Regions from separate parts of the Homo sapiens genome. Here region 2 is linked to region 1. A link is an interaction called in ENCODE POLR2A ChIA-PET data of the cell type or tissue named here. Cell type or tissue: HepG2. All regions are shown on one strand. Links, peaks and the distances in the headings refer to the core of each region. The heading gives the core; the rest is flanking DNA.

Region 1 (7,395 bases), core at 1,095-6,094:
ATCACTTGAACCTGGGAGAAGGAGGTTGCAGTAAGCCAAGATCACGCCAATGCACTCCAGCCTGGGTGACAGAGCAAGACTCTGTGTCAAAACAAAAACAAACAAACAAAAAACAATAGTACATGGACTCAAAAAGCTTATTCATGCAGAGCAAGCTGGTGCAGAGTCAAAAGGTCTAATACTCCCAAACCTGTGAAAATCTCAATGCGAAATCCCAATTGTGAAATCCCAATTTCACACCTATGGCTGTAACAGTCTAGAAAAGCTACTAGCACACAGTAGGCCCTCAATATGCATTCACTGGTGAATGATGGACAGCAACTACTGTTCTAAATGAGGAGCCAAGACCTCAATAAACAGATAGATTGTACTGAATATAATTTTAGTTAGGTATAATAGATGTAGAGTAAACATTTTACTTTTTTTCCAAAAAGCTCACTATAAAAGTAAGTTTCCTGGCCAGGTACAGTGGCTTGCACCTGTAATCCCAGCACTTTGGGAAGCTGAGGTGGGCAGATCACTTGAGGCCAGGAGTTCAAGACCAGCCTGACCAACATGGTGAAAGTACAAAAAATACAAAAATTAGCCAGGCGTGGTGGTGCGCACCTGTAGTCCCAGCTACTTGGAAGGCTGAGGCAGGAGAATCACTTGAGCCCAGGAAGCGGAAGTTGCAGTGAGCCAAGATCATGTGACTGTATTCCAGCCTGGGCAATACAGTGAGACTCTGTCTCAAAAAAAAAAAAACAAAAAGTTTCCTGTATAATGAAGCAAGCATCAGACAGGGAAAACTTAATTGGTTCTAAAGTGGAACCTGAGTTGTTGTCTGCTGCAGGAGAAATGGAATTAAATGGAATTCTGCTGTGTGGCAGCAGGAAGTGGCCAATGTAGAATTCTATATGAAAGGGCAATTTAATTTCCATTCCCTTGGGGTGATAGGTGCGATTTCTTTACTACCTATATAAGTTGAAGAAAATTCCCTCTCACATCTCACACTACACATTTTCCTTAATTTATAATGTAAACTCCACAAGGCCAAGAAGTTGTGGCTGTGTATACGCTGCTGTGTCCCAGCACCCAGAGCAGTGCCTTGCACAGAGAAGAGGATCAATAGCTGAATGAATGGAGTAATATTGGCTAGGTGGCAAGACCTCTCCTAGACCAACACATAGCAGGCCTCTCCGACGTGAGGCACACTGAGCTTGGCAGGTTCCAGGAGTGTCAAGGTAGACAGGTGAGGTGTGTCCCTGCCTTCGCGGAGCTTATAGTCTGGTTTAGAGGAGATATTAAAATACAGCAAGAGGCCTGGCACAGTGGCTCATGCCTGTAATCCCAGCACTTCAGGAGGCCGAGGCGGGTGGATCACTTGAGGTCAGGAGTTTGAGACCAGCCTGGACAGCATGGAGAAACCCCGTCTCTACTAAAACTACAAAAATTAGCTGGGCGTGGTGGCATGTGTCTGTAGTCCCAGCTACTCGGGACTACCTTTATAAGAGCTTTGGAGTTCACAAAGTGATTTTGTATATAGCATCTCATTGGATTCTCACAGCAATCCTATGGAAATGGCCAGACAAGTTTGATAATGCTCATTTCACAAGTGAAGAAAACAAGGACTCAGAGAGGTAAACTGAAATTGTGCGATTTCGCACAACAAATAAGGAGAGTGCCCAGCCTGGAACCCAGGTGTTTGGACTTCTGGTCTACCGCTCTTTCCATTAAATCACAACTTTGCTGTTTCATTTACATCCCAGGTTTACCAATCTCATTGGAACTGATCTCCTTCCTAATCAGTTCCTTCTCCTACTTTCTCCCTTTTCTAAGTTGTGAATAAACCGAAGGACTTGAGAAGTCATAACCTGGCCAGTGAGAACACATGCAAATATGGAATTTGAAAATAGTTACAGAATAATACACACATGAATGAAAGGTGAGTTTGTGCTTAGTAGGTAAATTCCTAAAGGAACCAATCAATGTAATTCAAAATAAACCTAAGTAGGCAGGATGCGGTGGCTCACGCCTGTAATCCCAGCACTTTGGGAGGCCGAGGCTGGTGGATCAGCTGAGGTCAGGAGTTCAAGACCAGCCTGGCCAATGTGACACAACCTTGTCTCTGCTAAAAATACAAAAAAAAAAAAAAAAAAAAAATTAGCTCGGCATGGTGGCTCACGCCTGTAATCCCAACTACTCAGGAGGCTGAGGCAGAAGAATTGCTCGAGCCCGGGGGGATGGAGGTTGCAGTGAGCCAAGATCACGCCACTGCACTCCAGCCTGGGTGACAGAGCGGGGCTCCATCTCAAAAAATAAATTGAGTAAAATAAACCTAAATAAACACTAGGAACACTATTTAAGCAATTAAGAACTTTCTAATGTAAATTTTGTTTATAATTTTGAAGGAAAGGGAGGGATAAAAAACGACAGGAATGAACAGTGTAATTTACTCCTTTTTATCTGGCCCAGAACGAAATGTACTTGTAAATACGAGGAGTACATGTTGTTTTTATTTAACCAATTAGTCACAGGTTAAATGAAGCAACTAAAAAAAAAAAGTTTCTGCAAGAAGTAATCTACAGGATAGGTGCTGGTCATTGGAGAAATATAAATAAATGAATCCCAAAATATAGAGACTAAGAAAACAAAATCATGTGGAGGTAAACCTGGCAACTTCACTATCACTGTTACTTAAGAATTCCTCTCACAGAAAATGTGAAATCTCACAGTAATCTAATACTAAATAAACGGCTTTGTGTAAAAAAACAGCTGAACACCCAAAGGTTTGTTGAACCTATCTCCACATTTCCAAGTTTATTCCCAATATTCTCGGGTTCGCTGTGGTGCTGAGCCTTCCTAGGGTCGGTTGCCACAGCTGTAATTGTGCACACTTTAGGGAATCGGAGATGCTGCTGTCTGGGATTCCCGGGGTAAAGTCTGTTCAAGTTACCGGAAGGCCCCACTTCACTTTCTTGATGCGAGAAAAGTCTAGAATTCATTTTGTACAAGTCACATCTGAGAGCGCAGCCAGATCTAAAGCATTTTTTCACTTGAACAAAGGAGCAGCCATCTCCAAAGTCCAGTCCAACCTGAAATACCAGATTTCCTGACGAGAAGTCTGCCCCACGCTTGCCCAGTGCCTTGTTTAACCCCTTCCTTCCCTCAAGTCCTCAGGAGTCTACCTTCAAACACCATCAAGGTTTTCTGAATTTAAAACATGTATATATGTGTTTATCCATATATTTTAAATTCAAATAATCTATGTGTGTGTACACACACACACACATTTTTTCACCTGTATGTATATATAAACAATACATAGCTTGAGCCCAGGAGTTTGAGGCTGCAGTGAGCCATGATTGCACCACTGCACTCCAGCCTGAGTGACAGAGAAAGACTCTGTCTCAAAAAAAAAAAAATTATACATAAAAAGACAAAAACTAACAGCTGTTGGCGAGGTTGCAGAGATAAGGGAATGCTTGTATGCTGTTGGTGTGAATGTAAATTAGTTCAGCCACCGCGGAAAGCAGTTTGGAGATTTCTCAAAGAACGTAAAACAGAACTAACATTTGATTCAGCAATCCTGCTACTGCGTATATACCCAAAGGAAAATAAGTCATTCTACAAAAAAGACACATGCACTCGTATGTTCATTGCAGCACTATTCACAATAGCAAAGATCCAGAATCAACCTAGATGCCCATCAACAGTGGACTGGATAAAGAAAATATGGTACATATACACCATGGAATACTATGCAGCCATAAAAAAGAATGAAATCATGTCCTTTGAAGCAACATGGCTGCAGCGGGAGGCCATTTCCTAAGCAAATCAATGCAGGAATGGAACATCAAAGACTGCATGTTCTCACTTCTAGGTGGGAGCTAAGTATTGAGTACACATGGACATAAAAATGGGAACAATAGACACGGGACTGCTAGAGGGTGGAGGAGGGGAGAGGAGCAAGGGGTAAAAATCTACCCCTTCAGTACTATGCACACTACCTGGGTGATGGGATCATTCGTACACCAAGCCTCAGCAACACACAATTTACCCAGGTAACAAACCTGACCATGTATCCCTTGAACCTAAAATAAAAGTTAAATAATAATAATAATAATAATAATGTCTTCACTGTCTGGAGTTTAAGGTCTTGTGATTCTTCTTAATCATACTTGATACATGCAATTAAAACTTATTAGATATAAAAAGTTTTGGCTATTAAAAATCTTGTAATCAGGCCAGACGCAGTGGCTCATGCCTGTAATCCTAGCACTTTGGGAGGTGGAGGCAGGCGGATCACCTGAGGTCAGGAGTTTGAGACCAGCCTGGCCAACATGGTGAAACCCCGTCTTTACTAAGAATACAAAATTAGCCGGGCGTGGTGGCACATGCCTGTAGTCCCTGCTACTTGGGAGGCTGAGGCAGGAGAATCACTTGAACCTGGGAGGTGGAAGTTGCAGTGAACCGAGATCATGCCATTGCACCCCAGCCTGGGCAACAAGAGTGAAACTCTGTCTCAAAAAAAAAAAAACAAAAAAAAAAAAGAAAGAAACCAATCTTGTAATCAGAAAAATCGTGGAATCTGAAGCATAAATCTTTTATTAAAAACTAATAAACTAAATAAGTGCAAGTAACGGGATGATACACCTTCATTTTTCTTGGCCTATAAAGTTAGGAAAGATTAAAAAAAAGATTAACACTCATTGATAGCAAAATATAGACGAAATGAACACTGAAACACTGTTGGTCAGAGTGTAAATTAGTTTAACTTATTTGAAAGGTAAGCTAGCAATTGGTATCCAAAGATTCAATCATTTCCTTTGATCTGATCATTCTGCCTTGATCAATTTTTTCTAAGGAAAAAATTAAAGATGTACAATAAGTTTGGGGTGAAAAGTTGTTCATTTCAGCATCATTTATAATGATCAAAATTAGAATCACCCATGCACGGGAGAACTGAGAAAATAAATTGCAATTCCCTGATTGGTATGGTCATGGAACCAAGTGTCAGACTTTGTGTGTGTGTGTGTGTGTGTGTGTGTGTGTGTGTGTGTGTGTGTGTTTGTGTGTGTGACGGAGTCTCGCTCTTGTCGCCCAGTCTGGAATGCGGTGGCCCGATCCTGGCTCACTGCAACCTCCGCCTCCTGGGTTCAAGCGATTCTTCTGCCTCAGCCTCCCGAGTAGCTGGGATTACAGACACACGCCACCACGCCCTGCTAATTTTTGTATTTTTAGTAGAGACGGGGTTTCGCCATGTTGGTCAGGCTGGTCTTCTACTCTAACCTCAGGTGATCCGCCGCCTCGGCCTCCGAAAGTGCTGGGATTACAGGCTTGAGCCACCACACCCGACCAGAAATGTTTAATTGTTACTTCTAGTTCTGCTAAGCACGTTAATATGAGGCAGGCAATCTAGGCGCTGCATTCTTCAGAAACAGAATATATTAGTTCAATAAACTGTAGGTAATCTACCAGTCAGTAAAGGCTCTGACTAAAATTACTAAACCTAAGAAGTACATTAAACTTTTCTGCCCAAGAATATAAAATTCCAGCCTGGCGCGGTGGCTCACGCCTGTAATCCCAACACTTTGGGAGGTCGAGGCAAGCGGATCACTTGAGTTCAAGAGTTCGTGACCAGCCTGGCCAACATGGTGAAACCCCGTCTCTACTAAAAATACAAAAAATTAGCCGGGTGTGGTGGCGCACGTGTGTAATCCTAGATGCATGGGGAGTCTGAGGCAGGAGAATCGCTTGAACCCAGGAGGAGGAGGTTGCATTGAGTCGAGATTGCACCACTGCACCCCAGCCTGGACAACAGAACGAGACTCCAACTCAAAAAAGAAAAAGAATATAAAATTCCTTTGTTTGAAGTTTTTCATTTTCCTGAGGAAAAACACTATGGATAACTAGCAATTTCTTACAACTGATTTTACATTATGCAATTATTTATTTCACAGATGAATATAGCAATAAATAAAATAGTTTAAAAAGTATTTTCTCAAATAAAATCTATGCAATTTACATAATGGCTTCCTCATGGGATGAATAAAGGGCTCAGTAAATATTATTTACTGTCACAGCCGAGAGCTTTACATATATTGATTCACTAAATCTTCAGCCCTATGAAGTGGGCCCTATTATTATCCCCATTTGACAGACGGCACGCTGAAGTACAGGCAGCTTAAGTAATTTCCCCATATAACCCAGATAGGAAATGCCAGAGGCAGAACCAGAATCCAGGCAGTCAGCATTCAGAGCCAGAGGCCTCAACCGCTGTGCAACCCTGTTTTTAAAATGCAATAATTAGATACAAATATCGTAATTAAAACTCATGTAACCGAGATTAATATTTAAAATGCATTGGGATTTTGGTTCACTAGAAGCAAGAGAGGGGCCATGAGTGCTGGCTCACGCCTGTAATCCCAGCACTTTGGGAGGCCGAGGCGGGTGGATCACTTGAGGCCATGAGTTTGAAACCAGCCTGGCCAACAGAGTAAAACACCGTCTCTACTAAAAATACAAAAATTATGTGGGCACAGTGGTGCACATCTGTAATCCCAGCTACTCAGGAGGCTGAGGCATGAGAATCACTTGAGCCTGGGAGGTGGAGGTTGCAGTGAGCCGAGATCCAGCCATTGCACTCCAGCCTAGGCAACAGAGTGAGACTCTGTCTCAAAAAAAAAAAAAAAAAAAAAAAATTAGCTGGGCGTGGTGGTGCATGCCTGTAATCTCAGCTACTTGGGAGGCTGAGGCAGGAGAATCTCTTGAACCTGGGAGGCAGAGGTTGCAGTGAGCTGAGATTGCACCACTGCACTCCAACCTGGGCAGCAGAGCGAGACTCCATCTCAAAAAAAGAAGAAGAAGAAGAAGAAAGAAGGAGGAGGGGGAGGAGGAGGAGGAGGAGGAGAAAAGGGAGGAAAGAGATGATCAAGGAAGGCTTATCCTGGAGGTGGTGATGCCAAGGCATCCACAGAGGTCCCAGGTCCGGTGGGGGCAGGCTGGTGAAGAACATTCTAGGCCAAGAGTAAAGTTTAGCTGAAAGGACGGACCATGGTTTGTCCCTGAGGCTAGAACACCTGCGAATGCAGAAGGAACAGTGGGCAACGATTAAGAGGCAAGGGCTCTGTGTCTGACCTTGCCTTTATTTTGTGCCTGAGTCTTATGTTGTCTTTTGTTTTATTCTGTGAGAAATGAAGATGGGAGGATTTTAAGTGGCAGCGTGACATGATCAGGTATTGTTTTCAAAACAGCCATCACCCAGGTGGCAGTGTGAAAGATGGATTGCAGAATGGAAGATCTTGGAATCAAGAAGACCAGTTAAAAGGCAAGAGATATAGCAGCTGCAGGCAGCTGGACTGCAGGGAAGGGATGGATGAAGTGTCATTTAGCAGCCGGAACTCAAGGCTTTGA
Region 2 (7,395 bases), core at 1,022-6,021, 550 kb before region 1:
AGGAGAGGGCATGTTGAGTTGAGTAAGGTGAGTAAATAATTGATAACTAGAGATCTGAAATGCTGGCAGTGGGTATAACAGGGACTGAAACACAGGAAACTAAGAACTTTGGGTTGTTCCAAAATTGTGTAATTTGGAGCTACAGTTTTTATCTAGGGAATTGAGTTTCTTCTGTTTTTACTTGAATACCAAGGTAGGAGTATGAAAGAATGATCTACTGTGGTGGGAAGAATTCTCTTGCTTGTCCCTTAAGATGATTAGCATGTTAAGTTGATGTTGCCTGAATGCTGAAGCACAGTTATTTAGCATCTGGGACCTTGGAACAAGATAGGGAAAGCTTAGTCAACAGTTCATTCCTGAGCTACTGTTTTACGTGGATTCAGGGATTAAATCTCTGTTGAGTCCATCTTTGAGTAGAGAAATCAGTTGGGGAATTCTGAATGCCTAAATAGTTGGCATTGAGATTTCTTCTTTTTCTAGAGTGCCTTTTGGGTAGGTACAAAGATCCTGATGTTCTGCAGAAAGTTTCTTGGAATGTACTCATTTGTGAGGACTTTCTTCCTGATCATCTTAGTTGGTCTGTTGGGGTTTGTGATGACTCCCAATTGCTACTTCTGTGCTTTTTCTTCGCTCTCAACACATAAGACAAATGAGACAATAGAGGAAGTTGCCAGTGTTGTCAAGCATCTGAATTATTGTAAGATACACTCATTCTGAAGGGTCCAGAGGAAGTATAAAATGAATGGCATTATGGGCTGGCCATGGTGGTTTATGCATGTAATCACAGCACTTTGGGAGGCCGAGGCAGGGGGATAGCTTCAGCCCAAGAGTTTGAGACTAGCCTGGGCAACATAGTGAGGCCCTGTCTATGCAAAATGAATGAATGAATGAGGCATTGTGGTCACTATTCCTAGATTTCATTGACTGTGCCTTTACTTTTCAGTAAATAATACGTAGACTTTCCTGACCTAAGCTTTATGATGATCTTAGGTTGTGATATGGGGGTAGGAGGAGGTTAACTCTCTCTATAGCCACTGCTTTCCTTAAAATCATTGCTTTTTATTTAAGTGTCTTAACATGGCATTTTAAAAAGCAACCTTGGCCAAGCGTGGTGGCTCATGCCTGTAATCCTGACACTTCGGGTGGCTGAGGTGGGAGGATTGCTTGAGCCCAGGAGTTGGAGAGGAGACCAGCCAAAACAAAACAAAACAAAACAAACAAACAAACAAACAAAAGCAACGCTTTACACTCCAGTCATTGAGAGCATCAAAAATTATTTTCCAACCACTGCCATGTCAAATGTAATTTAAGAAAGCACCCTTCTTCCCTGAAGAAAATGCAATTTGGTTTACTTTATTCCATCTCTGATTAGTGGCATTGTTTTTGTTTACAGTTAGAAAATAAAATGTGTTTAGGGTACAATGTAATGGCAAATTGTCTGTAAGAGATTAGTTTTCTTTCTCTTTTTGATTAGTTGAAAAGGTCATTGTAATAGCATGTTCAAGCTAGTCATCTTTGCGTATTTCATTTATTTCCTCACAAAATATTTATTACAAATATAGTAGCACGTGGCAAAGCCGTTTCTCTTTTTCGAAGACATGTGAACATGTATCTGAATAAGATACTCAAGATTTCATCTTGATGTGTGATCTTGAGCAAGCGGTTTCTTTTATCTAAATGTCTTCATCTGAATATGGATAATCCCTTGGACTCCTCCCCTTCTTCTTCAGGGACTCTGAAGAAAATAATTTAGGCTTCATCAGATTCTTTAAATTATTAGAAAAATAATCAGAAAGAACCAAAGGGCAGTTTTCCTTTAGCCTAAAGATATTTGCAATTTAATATCATCTTTTGGAAAAAATTTACAATAAAAGATATGTGCTTTGTCATTTATTTATTTATGCAGTGGCTTTATGGGCCCTGTCTTTGTTCCTTAAAGGTAAATGCCATTGTTTTAAAATTTCTTTTTCTTTTAAAGACTGTGTGTATATCGAGAGTCGGAGGCCAAACACACCGTATTTCATCTGTAGCATTCAAGACTTCAAACTGGTAAGCGTTTTTAATGTGCTGTTCACTCTGCTCTGTATTCTCTCTTTTTCCAGTTCCATTGGCTATCTCTTATTGTTCCTCCATCGCTGTTGACGTGGTTACCAGTTCACCTTTTGAGTGCTAACTGCCTCGTGGCAGTAGCACTGAAATGAGGGTTACTAGTTCCATCTTTTCAGCTTTGTAACACTTACTCTCATAATGCTTATATTGTAAACAATATTTCTGAAGTTTTTATCCCTTTAGTAACTTTTGACAATTTCAGATAGTCCCTTGAATTTCTGAAGTAGCTTGTTTCTTCTCAGCCATTGTTAAGAGCCTGAAGTAAAGTAAATTCAGTAAATTGATGAGTAGGGGAAATAATATAAACGGGTCAGAGAATAGTTTCCAGTGGAAACCTGTCACTTCCTTCAATATTTCGGCAGGTGTGGAGTATATGATGTTGAAATTGTTGTGGGGGTTTCCCGGGGTAGCGGTTGAAAGAAGTCTGGCTTGGGCGTGGTAAAGTTGTTATACTTTCTTTCCAGTTTTAGTGCATGTGTTGCAGAAGTAAGGACATAGCTACTGTACTTTCTCATTAAAAATTCTTCCTGAATATATAAGTGTTGATGTTCCTCATTATGAAATCGCTTTTTTAGGGCCAGTGGTTCTCACACTTTAGGCTTTGGATCCCTGGATGTCTGCAGAGATTTGGCAGAGGTCTGCAAATAAACATGCTAAGCTTGATGTAAATAAATTGATCTCACACGTCTGGACAACGATTTTTCAGCCTGTTTTCAGTATGCTTTTATGATTTTTAAAAATTTCACTTATTTAAAAGCAATACACAGTTAAGAACCACTATTTGTCATTGTTGTTGTTTGAAACAGAGTCTTGCTCTGTCACCCAGGCTGGAGTGCAGTGGTGCAGTCTTGGCTCACCGCAGCCTCTGCCTCCCGGAAACAAGTGATTCTCCTGCCTCAGCCTCCCGAGTAGCTGGGATTACAGGTGCGTGCCAGTACAACCGGCTGATTTTTTTTGTATTTTTAGCAGAGAACAGGGTTTCACCATGTTGGCCAGGCTGGTCTCCAACTTCTGACCTCAAGTGATTTGCCTGCTTTGGCCTCCCAAAGTGCTGGGATTACAAACGTGAGCTACCATGCCAGCCGGGAACCACTGTTTGTTTGTTATTTTCCTCAAACAATTGGTATTTGAAATACTACTGAAGTAGTATCATTTGGGAATCTTTTGAAACATTTTGATCTTACAAGGGATCCTAGTACTTTGAAGATTGTGAACCACTGTCTGTGCTCTTAGGCCTAGAGAATTCGTAATTCCTTAGCTTTGTAGAGATGTGTATCACTATCTGTGAATGCTCTTATTTCCAACACCCTTTGTAATTTGACAATATTTGTGTTCTGACATATGTTGTATGTGATATTTCAGTCTAAAGAAATGTAGTTTGAAAAGATCTTTCTCTGCATCTCCTTTGTTTTTTATCATTTTTAATGGCCCAAGTACCAAAGTAGTATATTCAGTAAGAAAAAAAAAAAATCACATTTTATTTTTCTTTGTTAAAAAGTTATTGCTTAAGTTATTGCATGCTTACTGTTTTAAGATGAAGTCAAATGTGCTATTTACTTCTAAGATGGATCTATTCTTGATAAGCGGCTTTTAACTTTCCTGGTTGCATTGCAAGGTGGCCTTGCAGTTTAATCTTGTAAATCAAATGCTTTCTATCCAGTTTTTATGTCTATATGAATTTTTAAAAACCATTTTTAGAGGTCTTTGCTACTTATTATATCTTTCCTTCCAAAGTGTGTTTTTTTTTTTTTTTTTTTTTTTTTAAACAGATACAGCACTGACACCTGAAATACGGGTGTAGCCTTATTCCTGAAGAGTTTTGTTTTGGTAGTGGCTGCTGCTACTGCCCTTTTCCTGCCCATTGTCTTTTTGTGTGATTTTTACTAAACCAAACATCAGTGCACCGTGAAAAATATATAGCTGTGAAATAAAATTGTAAATATTTTTATTTTACCTATTAGATCTTGAGCCCCCTTTGTACAGTTTTTGCACATTAGCAGGTGCCTTCCTGTTTGAACAGCATCTCTTATGAAATGCTGATTACAATGTGATAGTTGCTGTTCTGGGCAGAGGTTCCTGCTGAGTTACGGTAATTGCTCAGGGTATTAACAGCAATAAAAGCTAAAGCTTCTGTTGTCAGTATTGGTCTAATACAACACATTAAAGCTGTCTACAAAAACAGTGTGGGAAGTAGGGTGCAGTATGTTTAGATACCTTTTTCTAAATCACACACTGCTGTTTCTCATGTTTTTGTTTGAGGTTCTGTATTCAGCACATCCTCATAGTTGTTGTGTAAGAACAACAGATGATGAAATATTTGCTCTGGGAATAAATATAGTTATTTCCACTTTCTTATTTTCTTACTTCTCTGTACTTATTAAAAGATAATCAGATGAGAATGATCAAGATTTTTTTCTCCTTCAGTTTACTGAAGCTATAAGGGTAAAAGATGAGCAGAAGGAAATAAGCTTTGTTTCTCTGCAAGATTTTAAGAAGAAGAAGAAATTGAATTTGATTTTGCTCCCAGCAAATAACATGACTAGTGGAGCAATGAAAGAAACAAAAACCCGATGGCTTTGAAATGTTGAGTAATTAGGTATTTTATCTTTTTAATAATCATAAAATAAAAAGTTGGTTTGGGGTTATAACTGAGAGATGTGTTTCATTGTTTATACTATAAATGAGAATCCCTTTGCCGTGGTGAAATTTTGTGTATAAAGGATGTTTGGGCACTGTAAAAGTAACTGGGTGAATGCCCGTTATGATACACATTAGTAGGTACGATTACGATGTTAAAGATAACAAAAGCTAATGAGGTGAGGCGTGGGGAGGAGGAGACATCTACCGCCAGTCACCGAGGCTAGAATAATGGCAGTTTATTGAACCAAGGGCCTTGGGTCACATTTCATGAAATAGCTCTTTATGAGATAAGGAGAAGGGTCTTTGTATTTTATGTGGGGACCTGGGTTGTCTTCTCTACTCTGCTGCTGCATTCCCTTAGAATCGAGTCTGTGGTATAGAACACAGCTGCCTCTATGTCCTGATCCCTGTCTGTTGTCCTGCCAGACTATTAAACAGCCTCCCCTTTCACTCTCAAAAATGTCTTGAGTGTGGATGATAGGTTGTGTGGTTATCTTGCCTATGGGGATAAGATCCATGGCTTCTGCTTTATTAATATTCAACCATCAAAACACATAGGGACACCACCGTCCTACACTGGTAGGTGTATTTCGAGCCCACACTTCCACAGGGTAGGTGGAGGCTATGATAGTATCAAGCAATTAAGTTCCTAACTGAGCTGAGGTTTTAAAGGTAGGAATTATGTATTCTATTAGGAAGCTTTCATTCTCTTAGGAAGTATTCATTTGATTGGGCTTATTTACAAATGGAGAGGTCTGATTTTGTTTGAATGCGCTGACCAAAGTATTTATGGAAGAAGTAGTCAAAAGCAGGAGCTCAGGCAAGCAGAAGAGGCAGGGTAGAATTAGGGACAGCACGTACTTAGAAGCAGGAGAAAGAAGTATTGTTGATTAAAAAGGTCGCTTCGCACTGTAGATTTCTGAACTAAATAGTAAAATAGCTGGCAAAGTCTTTATTTAGCTTTTTGAAGGACTAGTAATACGGAATGACAGTCTGTGATCCTTGTGGCCTGGCATGAAAAGATTAATTGAGCCAAATTTCATTTTTAGAATTTAGAGTTGAGAAACTGAGAGACTGAGGCAGTTAGTAGAGGGGAAAGGTGAATAGATAATTCAAGAATTACCCCTAATATATCTGTAAAAATTAAAAATAAAAGAATTACCTGAATGACAAGAGCAAGGTTAGGGCTGGCATAGGCAAGCTCACTTGCTAGGGTAGGAAACTGGGAAAAGCAGAGGACAGGCAAGCTGTGGGAAGAGCAGCAGACTGCCAAGGGAAGTGTGTGCACAGCCGTCTCTTCCTTGACTCTCCTGGGTCCCACTGCACTGATGTTCTTCCCACAGGATTCTTAGATTATCCTGTTCGCTCTGAGTAAAGAGCTCTCACCTGGCTAGCTTGAGTGGCTCTTCATGAATTGCAATGGAAAGAGCCTAGATTAATATCTCCAACCCTTCTGCTGCCCTCCCATAGCTTTTATAGGTCACCATGTGACTTACTTACTTTTAGGGTTTTGTTCTGAATGAGTCAATATCATTGAGGAGCATTATATCACAGAGTGCAAATAGAAATGTTTTGAGCTATAATCAGGGACTTCCACAGGCATTTACTGAATACCTGCTTTGTGTTCTTTATGGAACTCAGCACCTAAAGGGAGACTGAAGAAGTATAAAATATTGTTCATTCCCTCAGTGATCTTAGATTCTAAGTGGACAGACAACTTGTGGCATTATTGGATGTCAGTCTTCTTTGGAGAACATTCTGAATAGGATTGACAAGAAGGGCATTCACTTTAGTTCTAAAAGAAATGATTTGTTTGTTTACGAAAAACAATAAAATCATATTTTTATAGAAACCCAGGCATTAAGAAGTATAATACAAATAATTTGCCATCTGGAAGTAATCATGGAGTCCGAGAATGCTAACAAGGTCATGGAGACACTAATTTTCATTCAGTATAGCACTGAGGAGTTCCTTGTATAGTAAGTAGTTCCTTGTAGCAGTTACTACCTTTCTTTATTCACAGATAAGTAAGCAAACTCAGTCCTGTAATAGTCTCCATGGAAATTCAGTGTGGATTCTTGCATTGCTGTCATTCATACAGTAGAGGAAAACATGCTTTTGGTTTCCTAAAGTTACATAGGTGTTTCAGCTGTTACTTATACCAAATGAGTTTCTAGGTAGTATATGTAGCTATAAGTACTATTTTGGGTTAATGATATTGATTCATTTTGGTTCCTTAACTGTTTTATTAAAACTTGGAAAATTGTCCTTAAAGTTAAGCCAGATACAGAGATTCCTTAGAGTTGGGGGTGATAGTTAGGGATGTTAAAGTGTCTCAGGTGATGGTTAGCTGGGCTCGACATATTGTTACGGCTCCACATAGATGAGAATGCCGCTGTATCATTTGTGTCCCTAACAGCCTACTTTCTAAATGCTGGTTCTGAATGTGGAATAGCTAAGGATGCATACTACTAGTTACCTTGGAGAATGCACATTTCCATTATTGCTGTGAATGTGGGGGCCAAGTTATTTATCGTTTAATACCATATCCCTCTCGTTGTTTCATTGTCAAATGTGAGCAGTTGGAGGAAAAACACTTGGAATTTCTCTCTTATGCCTGGTCTGTACTCATAAGTTGTTTGCTAC

The links. Peaks named below come from ENCODE experiments on the same cell type or tissue, not always from the same donor. Only the 100,000 strongest peaks of a DNase experiment are listed, where the experiment ranks them.
Region 2: POLR2A ChIA-PET joins it to region 1 with 5 read pairs; 2 of 35 experiments call an interaction of 5 or more read pairs at or near these places.

The regions. Positions count from the first base shown.
Region 1 is chr1:8,066,175-8,073,569 of GRCh38, reverse strand. All of the region lies in intron 2 of ERRFI1-DT (ERRFI1 divergent transcript), which reads right to left. Among named protein-coding and RNA genes, the nearest start is that of ERRFI1-DT, 43 kb to the right of the region's middle. RefSeq lists enhancers at 1,743-3,191, 5,194-5,693. In HepG2, for the core only: no CTCF peak of the experiment used is centred there; a DNase peak (open chromatin) is centred at 3,069; H3K4me3 peaks cover 627 bases.
Region 2 is chr1:8,618,964-8,626,358 of GRCh38, reverse strand. It overlaps RERE (arginine-glutamic acid dipeptide repeats), which reads left to right. Exons shown (of 23, transcript NM_001042681.2): 3 at 1,979-2,049. Among named protein-coding and RNA genes, the nearest start is that of SNORD128, 130 kb to the right of the region's middle. In HepG2, for the core only: no CTCF peak of the experiment used is centred there; no DNase peak of the experiment used is centred there.